Regions from separate parts of the Homo sapiens genome. Here region 1 is linked to region 2. Evidence: chromatin contacts called from ENCODE Hi-C or POLR2A ChIA-PET data. All regions are on one chromosome and are shown on one strand. Each heading gives the region's core, a stretch centred on a gene start or an enhancer-like site at or near the end of the contact. The rest is flanking DNA. Distances are from core to core; before and after follow the strand shown.

Region 1 (5,832 bases), core at 2,754-5,253, 610 kb after region 2:
GTGGGAAGTCAAATCCTCGCACTCAGTGCCGGCACCCCTTGGCGGGTGACAAGAGGGCATCTCGAAGGCCACTGTGCTATGGGAGTTACGGCTTTGACTCTGAGACGGGGGCCTGGGTGAGGACCTGGTATCCTCAAAGTCCCCGTGGCTGCCCTGTGGAGAAGACTCTGTTGGGAGAGGGCGCTGCCTCCCAGAAGTGTCCCAAGGTCCAGGAAGGAATGGGGGGAAGAGGACAGGAGGGTGTTCTCACAGTCACTGTGACCTCTGGTGAGCAGAGGGTCCTTCTCAAGCTACTGAATCCTCATGGGGCTTGGGTGAGGGAGCGAGGATAGGCCAGGAGCCAGAGGCTCAGGAGGGGATGGCCTCACTGTGGAAGGTGCAGGGGTGGTCCAGCCTGAGCCCTCTGCCCCCCGCTGCAGCTCAGCACCCCCCCCCCCCCACGCACACTTACCCAGGGGGTTGCAAAGTGATGGGTGTTGGCTCTGGAACTAGTCCCATGTTGTTTCCCAGGGAAGGAGCCACACCCTTCTCAGACCTCTGGGCTGATGCACGAAACGGCAGCCCTGCCTGGGCTGCCCACCGCCCGTCACAGAACGATCCCGCTGCAAATTTCACAGGCATCTGGATCGAATAACAGGCTGATAGGGCGTATAAAATTAGAGACAGAACTCTCCAGAAGGCAGGGTGGAGGCTGCAGCTCCCTGGGATTCCACGTGAGAAGGCAGTGATGCTGCTGCCCCCACGGGAAGGACGGATGCTGAGTCAGTGGGAAGACAGTGGGAAGCCCAGCCTGGAGGGGAACGGGGGACGGGGTGGGGGGTGGTCCAGAAAAAGCAGCAGGCGGTTGGGGTGGGACACAGGGACTGTCCCGCCCGGGGAGGCCCCCAGACCAGGAGGGCCAGACCCTACCGCCCCTCTGCAGGACCCCATCCCTGCTTCACTCCCTTGCTCCTAGTTCTGAGTTGGGCCCAGCCTGAGTCTCCACCAGGTGGACAGTAGCTCCTCGGGGCAGCTGGGTGTGGGATCTGCAGGCTCAGGCAGCCACCCAGATACTAGCGGCCTCCCTGCCCTCCAAAAGCCCAGCCTGGGATGAACCTTGACAAAGGCCCTAGACCACAGCAACCACCCCACCAGGGCTCTGAGTTCTCCATGAGGACTGGTTTCCCTGGAAGGTGAACACTCAGGGGCTGGGACCCTTAAGGATTGTTCTTCTCAGGTCTTCACCGTTTCCAGACGTGTGCCTTAGACATCTGCACGGACATCTCTTCCCAGGGATGGGCGTCTCAGGGCAGGTGCATTTAAACTTGTGATAGAGACTCCAAATCACCTCTCAAAAGCCTGTTCCCATTCACACCCCTGCATACGGCATGTCAGTGGATCCCTTCCTCACTGGAGCAACACTAGATTTAGTCATAAAATATTTTTCAATTTCTTATTTCTATGATTAATAGGGAGGTTGGATATTTTGTGATATTCATTAGTTTATTTGACTATGTTTCTGTTTTTACCCTTTACCACTTTTCTAGCTAGTCATTTGCTTTTTTCTTGTTGATTTGTGGGAGTTCTTTATATATGATGAATATCAGTACTTTGTGTTTACATTGCAGATATTCGTTCCCAGTCTGCTGCTTATTATTTTACCTTTTTAAGGTTGTTCTTTTCATCACATAAAAGTTTTTAAATTTTAAGTAGTCAAATGGTTTCCTTTAAGGCTTTGGATTTTGCATTTTTATACCAAAATGCTCTTGTATTTTCTTCCAAACTTTATAATTATTCTTTTTTTTTTTTTTTTTTTTTGCCTTTAAGTTCATTTTGGGGCATGGGGTGAGACAGAATAGCACCATTTTTCCACATTAAATCTTAGATATTGTGAGCCCTGGAGGACACAAATTACAGCTTAGAGGCCTGGAGCATGATTCTGGAGCCAGGCTTCCTGGGCCGGAGTCCACGTCCTGCCCATGGTGGCTGGCCATTGCTTTGGGGAGCCTCTCTGAGCCTCAGTGTCCTCTTTGAAAGAGTGGTTGTTCAGAGTAAGAGGGTATCTTCCTGTGGACGACTCAGCTTGCGTCTCAGCCCACAGTGAGCGAAGAACCAGGGGGTCTCACAGAGCCCTGACTCAGGTGCTGAGGGTCCCCCTAACCTCCAGGCAATTCGGCCTGCACCCCCACCCCCGCTTCTTCTTGCCTCTTCTAGAAGAGAGGAGGGTGGCGGTAAGGCTGGAAGGGGGAAGAAAATCTGTTTCCCAAAGCCTCCAGGTGATTCAGCCAGAGTGAGACCAAATGGCTTGGGTCTTGGGTTTTCAGCTTCCTCACCTGTGCGGTGCAGGTGACAGCACCCCACTTCCTACTCTGTGGGCAGGTAACACCTGCGTGCTCTGAGAAGGGGAAAACATCTCCACCCTCCCCAGAGGCCTGCACGGCCGGAGGTCACAGTGAGGCGGCCACACGCCCCGGGCTCTTGCTCCGAGGGGACGCTGTCCCAACAAGAGGCCCCCTCACAGTCTGTCCTGACCCTGGCTCTGTGGCCCCTCCTTCTCCTTGATCAGGCCCCTCCCGGGTCTACCGGGATCTCTGGCTGCCCCCCGACCCCCTGCTGCAGCCCCAACCCTAGGTCTCCACAAAGACTTCGGGATGCCCCGTGAGCCCCTGGGTCCTGGACCCCTCTTCCTCCTCCAGCCCCTCCTCTCCCAGCTGCTCCTGGCTGCCCTTTAATTGCTCAGAGCTGTTCAGCAACCTGGCGCGTAGCTGGTACATAAGTGGCTGTTGGTTGGAGTCAAGTGAGTGATGGGGAGATGCTAAGAAGAGTGAAAGAAGCCTCGGCACCCGCCGGGAGCAGGTGCTGGGGGTGTGAGTGCCGCTGAATGAACGCGTCCTGGGACGGGATCCTGAAGCCCACCCTCCCGCCGGGCCCCCACAACCCAGAGCGCACACCAAACTTTCTACGTGTCTTTCCCGGTCAGCCTGAGCCCAAACCACCCATGTCCCTGAGCTTGTCCTTGTCTGAAAGAGGAGGGAAGTGTCTGTGTCCTCAGGAGCCCCTGGCCTTAAAGATAGGCACCCTGGCTCTGGCAGGCAGGTGGCCCCTGGCAGCCTCGCCCACGCCCGCGGTGACTAGCTCTCGGGCAAGCGATGCAAGTGCAGAAACCAGCTCTGTGTGGTCAGTGCCCCGGAGCTGCAGCGGCAGCAGAGGTCGGAACACCTTCCTCTGTGGGCACGCCACGGAAATTTAAAGACACAGGGTGCTCTTTCGCAAACTGGGCTCGTTGATTCTACAGGAGAAGGTAACTATTATTGAGTTTCTTCTTTTTCAGAATGAGTGGCATCCAAACCTGACTCATATTTCCAACTTTATTAATTTTTGCAAGACTTCGGAGGGTGCTCTGTGGCGATTAATATTGCTGAGCTGAGCACAGCTGCAGTACTTTCCTGTAAAACTGACTAAAGGAGAAGTTGGTGTCTTCCTCATACAAGAAATACATAAATCAGTTAAAAATAGTTCTCCGAGCGGATATGATGATGTCGTGGCCGTCACAGGAAACACATGAATCAGCCTCATCCTCAGTTCCAGGGAAGTGGGGACAGTCGGTGGTCCTTGGACCCCTCTTGGGGCGCGTGGGTGAGGCAGGGTCCCTCTGGCTTTACCTCATACCCGGACTGGCAAAGCTGCCTGGGAGGACAACTAAAACCATGCTCCTTTGATTCTGTGGACATTGCTAATTGCTGGGCGTTCATTTCTTGAATTCAGACCTTCTCATGAACCAGAGGAGCTGGCTCAGAAAAATGCCGGTGACGCATGGGCCTGAACTGGTCAGTGCAGCTCAGAGATGCTCGCCGTGGGGGACGTGCAGTTTGCCTGTGGGCCAGTTGTCCACCCGTCACCGTTACCCCGCTGAGGAAGCTGTGGGTGCCACCCAGAGAGCTTGGGTACAACACGGTCTCTGCTTTACTCATAAAAAGCCAAGACCTATGTGGTCATGGAGCGTTAAAACAGAAATTTCACACCACGCCGTACGGTCCCCGAGGCCAGGGTGTTGGCACATTTCACATCCAGGAGGTGCCGTCGCTGTCACTGGCTCAGCAAAGCCAGTGCCGAAGCCACTGCAACTGCCTGAGGCCCAGCGGTGGCTGGGAGCCAATTGGTGTCACTCGGTTACCACAGGGAAGGAGACGTGGCTGTAGAGGCTTGTCGCAGGTCACAGAGAAGGGACTTTTGGGCTCCAGGCCTAGTGGGTTCGAGTCAGCACGGTGTCTTCCCCGACACCAAACCCAAGGACCCTCAGCACTTCCTGACCTCAGGTTTCTATTTCTAGGGTGGGGAGTAGAGGTGAAGGGAAGCAAAGTCAGAGTTGAATATAAAGCTCCAGAAAAACTCAGCTCAGAATTGACTAGAGGGTTGAGAGCCTGAGATCCCTAAGGGGACATGTCAACCCAGGGCAGCCGCTGAGGGAGACTGACATGGTTTCCATGGTCCTTCCACTGGGCTGGGGCCCTCCCTGGGGAGTCTGTGCTGGGCTGGACCTTCTTCCCTGCCAGTGGCCTCTCCTGGCTGGTTGGGGAGCTCCGGGGGAGCAGACGGCAAGAGTCTTGTTTGGAAACATGCCCTTCCCAGGAAATCCCCAAAACAAAACCTGAGAAGATCTCCTGGAAGCTCAAAAGCAATTTTCTTTTCATATGTCGGGCCAATAAGAGTTAATTTCACCCAGTTTCTATATTTTCATGGGTCCTTAGAAGCTTTCTGACCCTGTGCCCTGAGACTTAGGGTCTGATGGCTGAAGGAACCTTGGTCCCAGGTCCCTCTCCTGTGGAGGGGCCGTCAGAGGGAGAGAAGAGCTCGCCCTGGTTCACTTGGCCTGTCCTGAAAGAGAACCAGGAGGGAGAGCAGCCTAGCATGGGTGCACACAAGCATATGTACAAACATGTGCTAGGGCAACTCACACACGTCCACATGCATGCACATACACACATGCCCACACCCATGCACACTTATGTGTGCACACAGATTCAGACTGTACCTGTACACTTCCACACTTCCACATGCATGCACATACACACATGCCCACACCCATGCACACTTGTGTGTGCACACACAGATTCAGACTGTACCTGTACACTTACTTCCACATGCATGCACATACATGTCCACGCCCATGCACACTTGTATGTGCTTGCACAGATTCACACGTGTACATGCACACACACATTAGCATGTCCTTGCATATGCACACATACACACATCTGACTTCACATTACATACACACATGTACATGCACATACATGACACACATGGCTCGAACTGGAGGGGAGGGTCCCAGTTGCTCCCCTCGCCTGACCATCTAGTAAGTGTTGTGCCCCATGCTGCCCCATCCTGGGCTCCTGGCCAGGCTCTAAGATTAACTAGAGAGGCTCTGTCCCTAAGAAAGGTCATGCACTTCAGGGTAGGTAAGGTGGACAGGCAAGGCCTGGTGACCTCGGCCCATCCTTGTGCCTCCAGAAGCCGTAACTCACCTCAAAGAGGTTTTCCTGCTGGAGGGAACTATCTCTGAGCAACAGGGGCAGACTTCACAGCTCAGGCGCCCTCCTGAAGGTAAGAGGCACTGGGCTCGCCTATCAAAGACACTCTCCTGTCCCCGCAGGTTCCCATATGTCCCATCAGGGAGCTGGGCTCCAAAGTCTCCCGCCCTGCTTCTCCTAGAGAATGCAAAGGCTGCCTCTCTTCCCTCCCAGTGTAACCTGACCCTCCTCTGTGCCCCTTGGCCACCCTTGCATCCTCTAGCTCCTTCTGACACCTTCTTTTTGACTGTTCACAGAGGGCAGGATCTGAAGCCTGCAGAGG
Region 2 (6,407 bases), core at 1,656-4,155:
TGCCCAGTTGAGCAGATGAGAGAGGCTGTTCAGAGAGAGGAGGTGGCAGATGGGCTTTAAGAAAAGACTTCAGGACCAAGAGGAGATTCTGGAAATGATTTTCCTTAAAACAGTGTCGGCTACAGCCTGGATGCTGAACACCTAGGATGAGAACCACTGCACAGGTGCTCATAATTTTGGCCTCTTGTAGTCTTTTATTTTTTATTTGGGAGGTAGTGTCTCACCATGTTGCCCATGCTGGTCTCAAGCTCCGGGGCTCAAGCAGTCTGCCCACCTCGGCCTCCCAACGTGCTGAGATGACAGGGTGAGCCACCGCCTCTGGCCAGCACGTCTTTTCATGTACTTTATGGTTATTTGTGTATCTTCTTTGAAGAAATTTTTTTTAAGTCCTTTGCCCATCATTTAATTGGGTTGTCTTTTTGTTGTGAAATTTGTAGTTCTTTATTCATATGTAGAGATTTCAGGCCTTTTCAGACATGTAGGTGTAACTCAGAGACATTGCAGGGTTGGTTCCAGACCACTGCAAAAAAATGAATATTGCAGTAGAGCTGCCAGTCACATGAAATTTTTGGGTTCCTACTATATTAAGCAATTATGTTTATACTAAATTGTAGTGTAGTGTATTACCCCAAGGAAAATGTAGTATTTTTACTGAGGAATTATGTGGATGTGGCCGAGTTTTCTGACCCAAGCATGGGGTTAGAATGTCCTGTGCAGGGAGGGACTGCACAGGCTGCCTGAGACTCTCCCAGGGGTACCAGAGGGCTCAGCACCACGAGCAGATAGGCCGAGGCTGGGCTGCCTGCCCTAAGGGGGTTCCATCCTCACCCTGGCCCCAAGGGCAGCCTGGGCCGGTTCTGCCTCTGCCACCAGCTGCTGTGGGACCCGGGGCTCAGGGCTTGGCCCCTGCGTGTGTCGTGAAGACAGTGCTGACAGATGGGAGGTGGGGCTGACAGGACGAGGGGTCAGGATGTTCCGGCCATGCACTGTAGCCCTGGCCTTGCAGGACAGCAGGTGGCTTGGTGGGATGATAGGTGAGTTCCGTGGGCAGGCGCAGGGCATGAGCTGCCAGTGTCTTCCTGGAAGGTGACTCTGGGGTTGTCGCTCCAGCTGGAGTGTACCCTCATTCCTGCTTCCATAGGGGTCTCCATGGAGGCCTCATTCAAACACAGGCGAGCCCATCCCTGGCCTGTCAGGTTCACCAGGGTGGCCCCTGGTCCCGTTGTCGCCGTTGTCCACACCCTGCCCACCTGCCAATGCTCCTGTGTCCCCTGCTCTGCTCCAGGGCCCCAAACCCTGTGCAGAGCTGGGGTGCATCATGCTGCCGCCCCATGGAGAAGGCCTGGAGGAGATGGAAGCCGGGAGGCTTCCTCTTACAGGAAGGGAAGCCCCAGAAATGTGCCTGGCACCAAGAAACTGCTCCAAGCTTGTTCCAGAGTGTGGGGAGGGCTTGAGGCCTCCCCTTTTTGAGTACATGGAAAGGAAAGCCTGGCATTTTCTGGAAACGCTCCCAAGTCTCCCTGGCAGGGAGATGTGGGAAGAGTCCAGGCGCCCAAGCTCTTGCATATTCACTTCCTCCCATCACACGTGCTGTGTACAAGCACCCTCAGAGCTCGCTTTGGGAGACCCCTGCCTCAGGGCTGCGGGTGCCGCCGTCCACACCACAGGCCCTTCTGCTTCCTGTTTCCAAAGCTCATCTCCTGTCTCTGGGCTGCAGGCGCTGTTTCTGGTTTACTGGCACAACTGTGGTTGTGTTTTTGTCAATGACTTCATCTTTGCTGCTGTTGTTTTGAGATACTGTCTTGCTCTGTCACCCAGGCTGGAGTGCAGTGCCGAGATCTCAACTCACTGCAGCCCCGACCTACTGGTCTCAAGCCATCCTCCTGCCTCAGCCTCCCAAGTAGCTGGGACTACAGGTGTGCAGCACCACATCCAGCTAAGTTTTTGTATTTTTTGTAGAGACAGGGTCTCACTATGTTGCCCAGGCTGGTTTCAAACTCCTGGACTCTGGTGATCCTCTAGCCTTGGCCTCCCAAAGTGCTGGGATTACAGGTACGAGCCAGCATACCCAGCCAGTGTTGTCGTTTTGATTTGGGAGTTCGGGGCTGAGCTGTGTTTGGCCAGGGCCTCGCCTGCTCAGTGTGCTCCTGGGCTGAGCTGCGGTCCTGGAGCATCTCTTGGCTCACATATTGACTCCTCCGGCCTCTCTACTGTCCTGGTCCTTCATGGGGCTCACATGTGTGTCCTCTTGTTTTCTTTCTGTCACCTTCTTAAGGGTTCACAGATCACTGTCAGTGGAAGGTGTTGCCACAGCTCAAGCCTCACAGTGGAGGAACCTCATGAGGCCCTTCACGGGGCCACTCCCTGTCTGGACAGGCCTGCCTGACCAGCCCTGCTGGGAAGCCTGGGCTTTGCTGCTGCTTCACCCTGCGACATTCTCCTCAGGCCCTGCCTTTCGCTTCTTTCGTTAACATTGTTCCTGCCTTGATCGTTTGCTCCCTCCTGCCTAACTCTGCTCTTCTTCCTTGTGTAGCAGTTACGTGGTCCTCAAATATCATTTGTTGACTCCAGTGTTTCCTGGGGCATCTCCTCAAGCTGGCTGGGGTTCTCTGCATCTCAGCTGTGGCGCCTGGTGTGAGGGCGCACGCTTCGCAGTGAGAGTGAAATGCCCAGTTCGCGCTGGCAGAGGGAGACCCTGTGAAGGTCTCCCTGTGCCAGGCACAGGCTCTTATTCTGAAAGCAGACCCCGTGAAGGTCTCCCTGTGCCGGGCACAGGCTCTTATTCTGAAAGTAGACCCTGTGAAGGTCTCCCTGCGCCGGGCACAGGCTCTTATTCTGAAAGCAGACCCAGTGAAGGTCTCCCTGTACCGGGCAGAGGCTCTTATTCTGAAAGCAGACCCCGTGAAGGTCTTCCTGTACCGGGCACAGGCTCTTATTCTGAAAGACCCAGTGAAGGTCTCCCTGCGCCGGGCACAGGCTCTTATTCTGAAAGCAGACCCCGTGAAGGTCTCCCTGCACCGGGCACAGGCTCTTATTCTGAAAGCAGACCCAGTGAAGGTCTCCCTGTGCCAGGCAGAGGCTCTTATTCTGAAAGCAGACCCAGTGAAGGTCTCCCTGTGCCAGGCAGAGGCTCTTATTCTGAAAGCAGACCCTGTGAAGGTCTCCCTGTACCGGGCACAGGCTCTTATTCTGAAAGGGTACGCAGCAGTTTCTGGAAGGAAGGAAGGAGGGAGGGAGGGAGGGAGGGAAAGAGGAAGGAAGGAAAGGAGAGCGATAGGCACAGAGGAAGGTAGATGAAGCCCCGCGCCCCCCTGGCGGAGCCCAGCCCTGTTCACCGCGTGCTGTGCGGGTGCCTGTGCCAGGATCAGCTGGCTGGACGGCTATAGCCCCACGCCTGCAGGCCACATACCTGGGAGAGTGTGGGCCTTCCGAGCCTTCTGGCTCCCGGCCCCACAGAGGAATTACGGTCCCATGTCCCTCACAAGGACCCTTGCAGAGGGAGCAGTGCATCGGCACAGAGCAGGACACAGGGGAGCCGGGCTGAGGCTGCGGGTCCCTTGTGGCCGCCAGGTGCTCACGCGTGCCTCGGTGGGGATCTGGCAGCCAGATTTGGGGTGAGGATTTGATGATGTGGGTATCCCTAGCTGGTCCCACAGTGACGATGGGTGTTGCGTTGTGAGCATGTAAAACGGCAGTGACGTCTGAGGGTCCCTGGACGTCTTTCACACCCAGCCTCAAAGCGGAGCCTTTCCAGGCAGAGCAGCAGCTGCCGCCACTGGATTGACAGCCCCAGAGCAGCGGGATCAGGCCACGCGGACGAGGAGGTGCGAGGCCTCGGGTCGGGGCCTGTGTTCTGCGGGAGCCGCACCCATCATCGCTGTGGCGGTGGCAGTGGAGCAGCTGCTCTCGTGTCTGAGCTGCTCCGGCGTCTCTGTCCACAGTATAGGGTCTTCTGATGCTTCCTGGAGGTCTCGGAGGGGCTTGCTGCGTGTAGTACCCACACAGCCCACAACTGGGGTGTTGTCAAGTGTTATGACGTAGGTTGCCTGTGGAGTAAAAGTTGGCCGCTAAGAAATGCTCTAGACAGGCCGGGCACGGCGGCTCACACCTGTCATCCCAGCACTTTGGGAGGCCGAGGCGGGCGGATCACGAGGTCAGGAGATTGAGACCATCCTGGCTAACACGGTGAAACCCTGTCTCCACCAAAAATACAAAAAATTAGCTGGACATGGTGGCGGGCGCCTGTAGTCCCAGCTATTCGGGAGGCTGAGGCAGGAGAATGGCATGAACCCGGGAGGTGGAGCTTGCAGTGAGCTGAGATCGCGCCACTGCACTCCCGCCTGGGCGACAGAGCGAGACTGTCTCAAAAAAAAAAAAAAAAAAAATGCTCCAGACACTTCAGTTTGAAAATATTGGAATTTATGTGGGGAGGATTAGTGTGCATGGAAGGCCAAAAATGTGAATGCATCTCCGCAGTCATCTTTCCAAAAGCCGCCCTCTGAATCAGTGAGGACCCTCAGGGTGGGGAACGTCCCCTTGTGAGTGTCTGCAGATTGGAGTAGGCAGCAGCGGAGCCCGTCTCTGTAGATGGACTCGCAGAGGAACTTAGTTCTTTCCCTAAAGGAGTAGGAACAGCTGGGCGCCGTGGCTCACGCCTGCAATCCCAGCACTTTGGAAGACCAGGGTGGGCAGACTGCTTGTGCCCAGGAGTTCAAGACCAGCCTGGACAACATGGTGAATCTCTGTGTCTACAAAAAATCACAAAAGTGGCTGTGGCGGCAGCACCTGTAGTCCCAGCCACCAAGAGGCTAAGGCAGGGAGATCGTTTGAGCCAGGGAGGTTGAGGCTGCAGTGAACCGTGATCGCCCCACTGCACTCCATCCTGGGAGACAGGGTGAGACCCTCTCCACATAGTAAGTAAATGGAGGAATAGAAACGCAAGCCGGCATACATTGTCTTTGACAGCATTTTGTGGATAGGCAAGTTCTAACCATGGGGGCAACGTGGGATGCAGCAGGGTTTGGTGTGCCGTGGGGCAGGGGTAATTTGCTTGTTTCTCTAAGACTTTGTACAGCTCTGTAAACAGATTCCCATTAGGTCGTCCTTTCCTTGTGACAGGTAATAGTGGAGGTGTCACAAGGTAAGTGGCCTGTCTTGCCTGGTTTTCAGGTTCTACGGCTTTTGTCTTGTTTTTTGAGAAAGGGTCTGTCACTCAGACTGGAGTGCAGTGGCGTGATCACAGCTCAGTGCAGCCTTGAACTCGTGGGCTCAAGTGATTCTCCTGCCTCAGCCTCCTGAGTAGCCAGGACTACAGGCACGTACAAACATGTCCAGCTAATATTTTTTTTCTTTTGTAGAGATGGGGTCTTACCGTGCTGCTCAGGCTGGTCTCAAACTCCTAGGTTCAAGTGATTCTCTCGCCTCTGCCTCCCCAAATGCTGGGACTACAGGTGTGAGCCACCGCGCCCAGCCTTCTCCTTGTGTTTGAACTGGAGAGGACAGAGTGCTATACATGTGGTCACGGTTTTTCTTCGTTGAAAGCTCTAACAGTGGGGTCGGTCCCTGTTATTAAGCCTGTGTCACTATTCCCTGGGCCCTAAAAGTGCACCTGGCTCCTGTGACTTGGGGTCCTTTCCCACTCCTCTCCCCAGGGCCCCTTGGCCTCAGAAGGCCCCCATGTGCCAGCTCAGACTGGAGTTGCCTCAGTTGACACAGCAGGCCCCATCCAGACAGACCAGCAGGTGCTTCTGGAGACAAGAGCAAAGCCTTTTCCGGCAGCCCGGAACCTGGGATGAGAAACGACAGGTGGAAGGTTGTCCAGAGACACCTACAGCGTGGATGCTGTTCCGAGTCAGCGTAGGAGAAAGGCCACTGGAAACCAGAGTCACACTGCGCGTCTGTGCATCTCTGGCCTACCGCAGTGGCCCCGGCTGTCTGCACATTTTTTGTAGACACATTAGAGTCGGTTGAGGCCACACCTGCGGCCACAGACTGCGACCGCGATTGCAGGGAGGAGCATCTGAGGTGGTCACGGGGTTTGCCCAGCTCACACCAACTGCAGGTCAGTTCCTGCTTCGCCTTCAGTAGCCTGAGTCCCTTCTTCTTTTTCTTTCACGTTACTAGGGCAGTTGTTCGCTGACGCCTTAATTCTGGAACACGTTCCTTGCCCAGATTCTTGGTGGCTGCTTGTTCCCTTCTCATCGTTCCTGCTGTGTTTTCCATGCTTGGTGTAGGGGGACCCTCAGAGCTTGGTGTAGGGGGAGCCTCAGAGCTTGGTGTAGGGGGAGCCTCAGAGCTTGGTGTAGGGGGAGCCTCAGAGGTGGCGTCAGGACGTGCCTGCCCCACCGGTTGCCCTGGTGCCCTCGTCACGCCCCGGGACCGCGCACACGTGGGGACTGTTTCCAGAC

Evidence for each region. Hi-C counts contacts between places; a loop is a spot of excess contacts on that map. ChIA-PET counts read pairs that join two places held with the same protein, here RNA polymerase II (POLR2A). Pooled maps may share reads with other maps.
Region 1: a loop to region 2 is called in a pooled map, with 2.3 times the contacts of the local background. The contact joins two enhancer-like sites. A Hi-C loop is called at or near these places in 1 of 50 pooled maps. POLR2A ChIA-PET finds 5 or more read pairs at or near these places in 2 of 52 experiments (CD8-positive, alpha-beta T cell and GM10248).

Annotation. Positions count from the first base shown.
Region 1 is chr17:83,196,493-83,202,324 of GRCh38, forward strand. All of the region lies in intron 2 of LOC101929650 (a long non-coding RNA gene), which reads left to right. LOC105371948 (a long non-coding RNA gene) reads left to right here. Exons shown (of 3, transcript XR_933965.3): 3 at 3,311-3,494. Among named protein-coding and RNA genes, the nearest start is that of METRNL, 120 kb to the left of the region's middle. Within about 2 kb of position 4,004, at least 30 of the 41 ENCODE cell types and tissues checked have a DNase peak (open chromatin) inside an H3K27ac peak, as active enhancers do; they include CD8-positive, alpha-beta T cell, where a contact is called at or near this core.
Region 2 is chr17:82,590,131-82,596,537 of GRCh38, forward strand. The region is part of intron 8 of FOXK2 (forkhead box K2); the gene reads left to right. Among named protein-coding and RNA genes, the nearest start is that of FOXK2-AS1, 4.9 kb to the left of the region's middle. RefSeq lists silencers at 1,663-1,957, 3,070-3,270. Within about 2 kb of position 2,906, at least 38 of the 41 ENCODE cell types and tissues checked have a DNase peak (open chromatin) inside an H3K27ac peak, as active enhancers do; they include CD8-positive, alpha-beta T cell, where a contact is called at or near this core.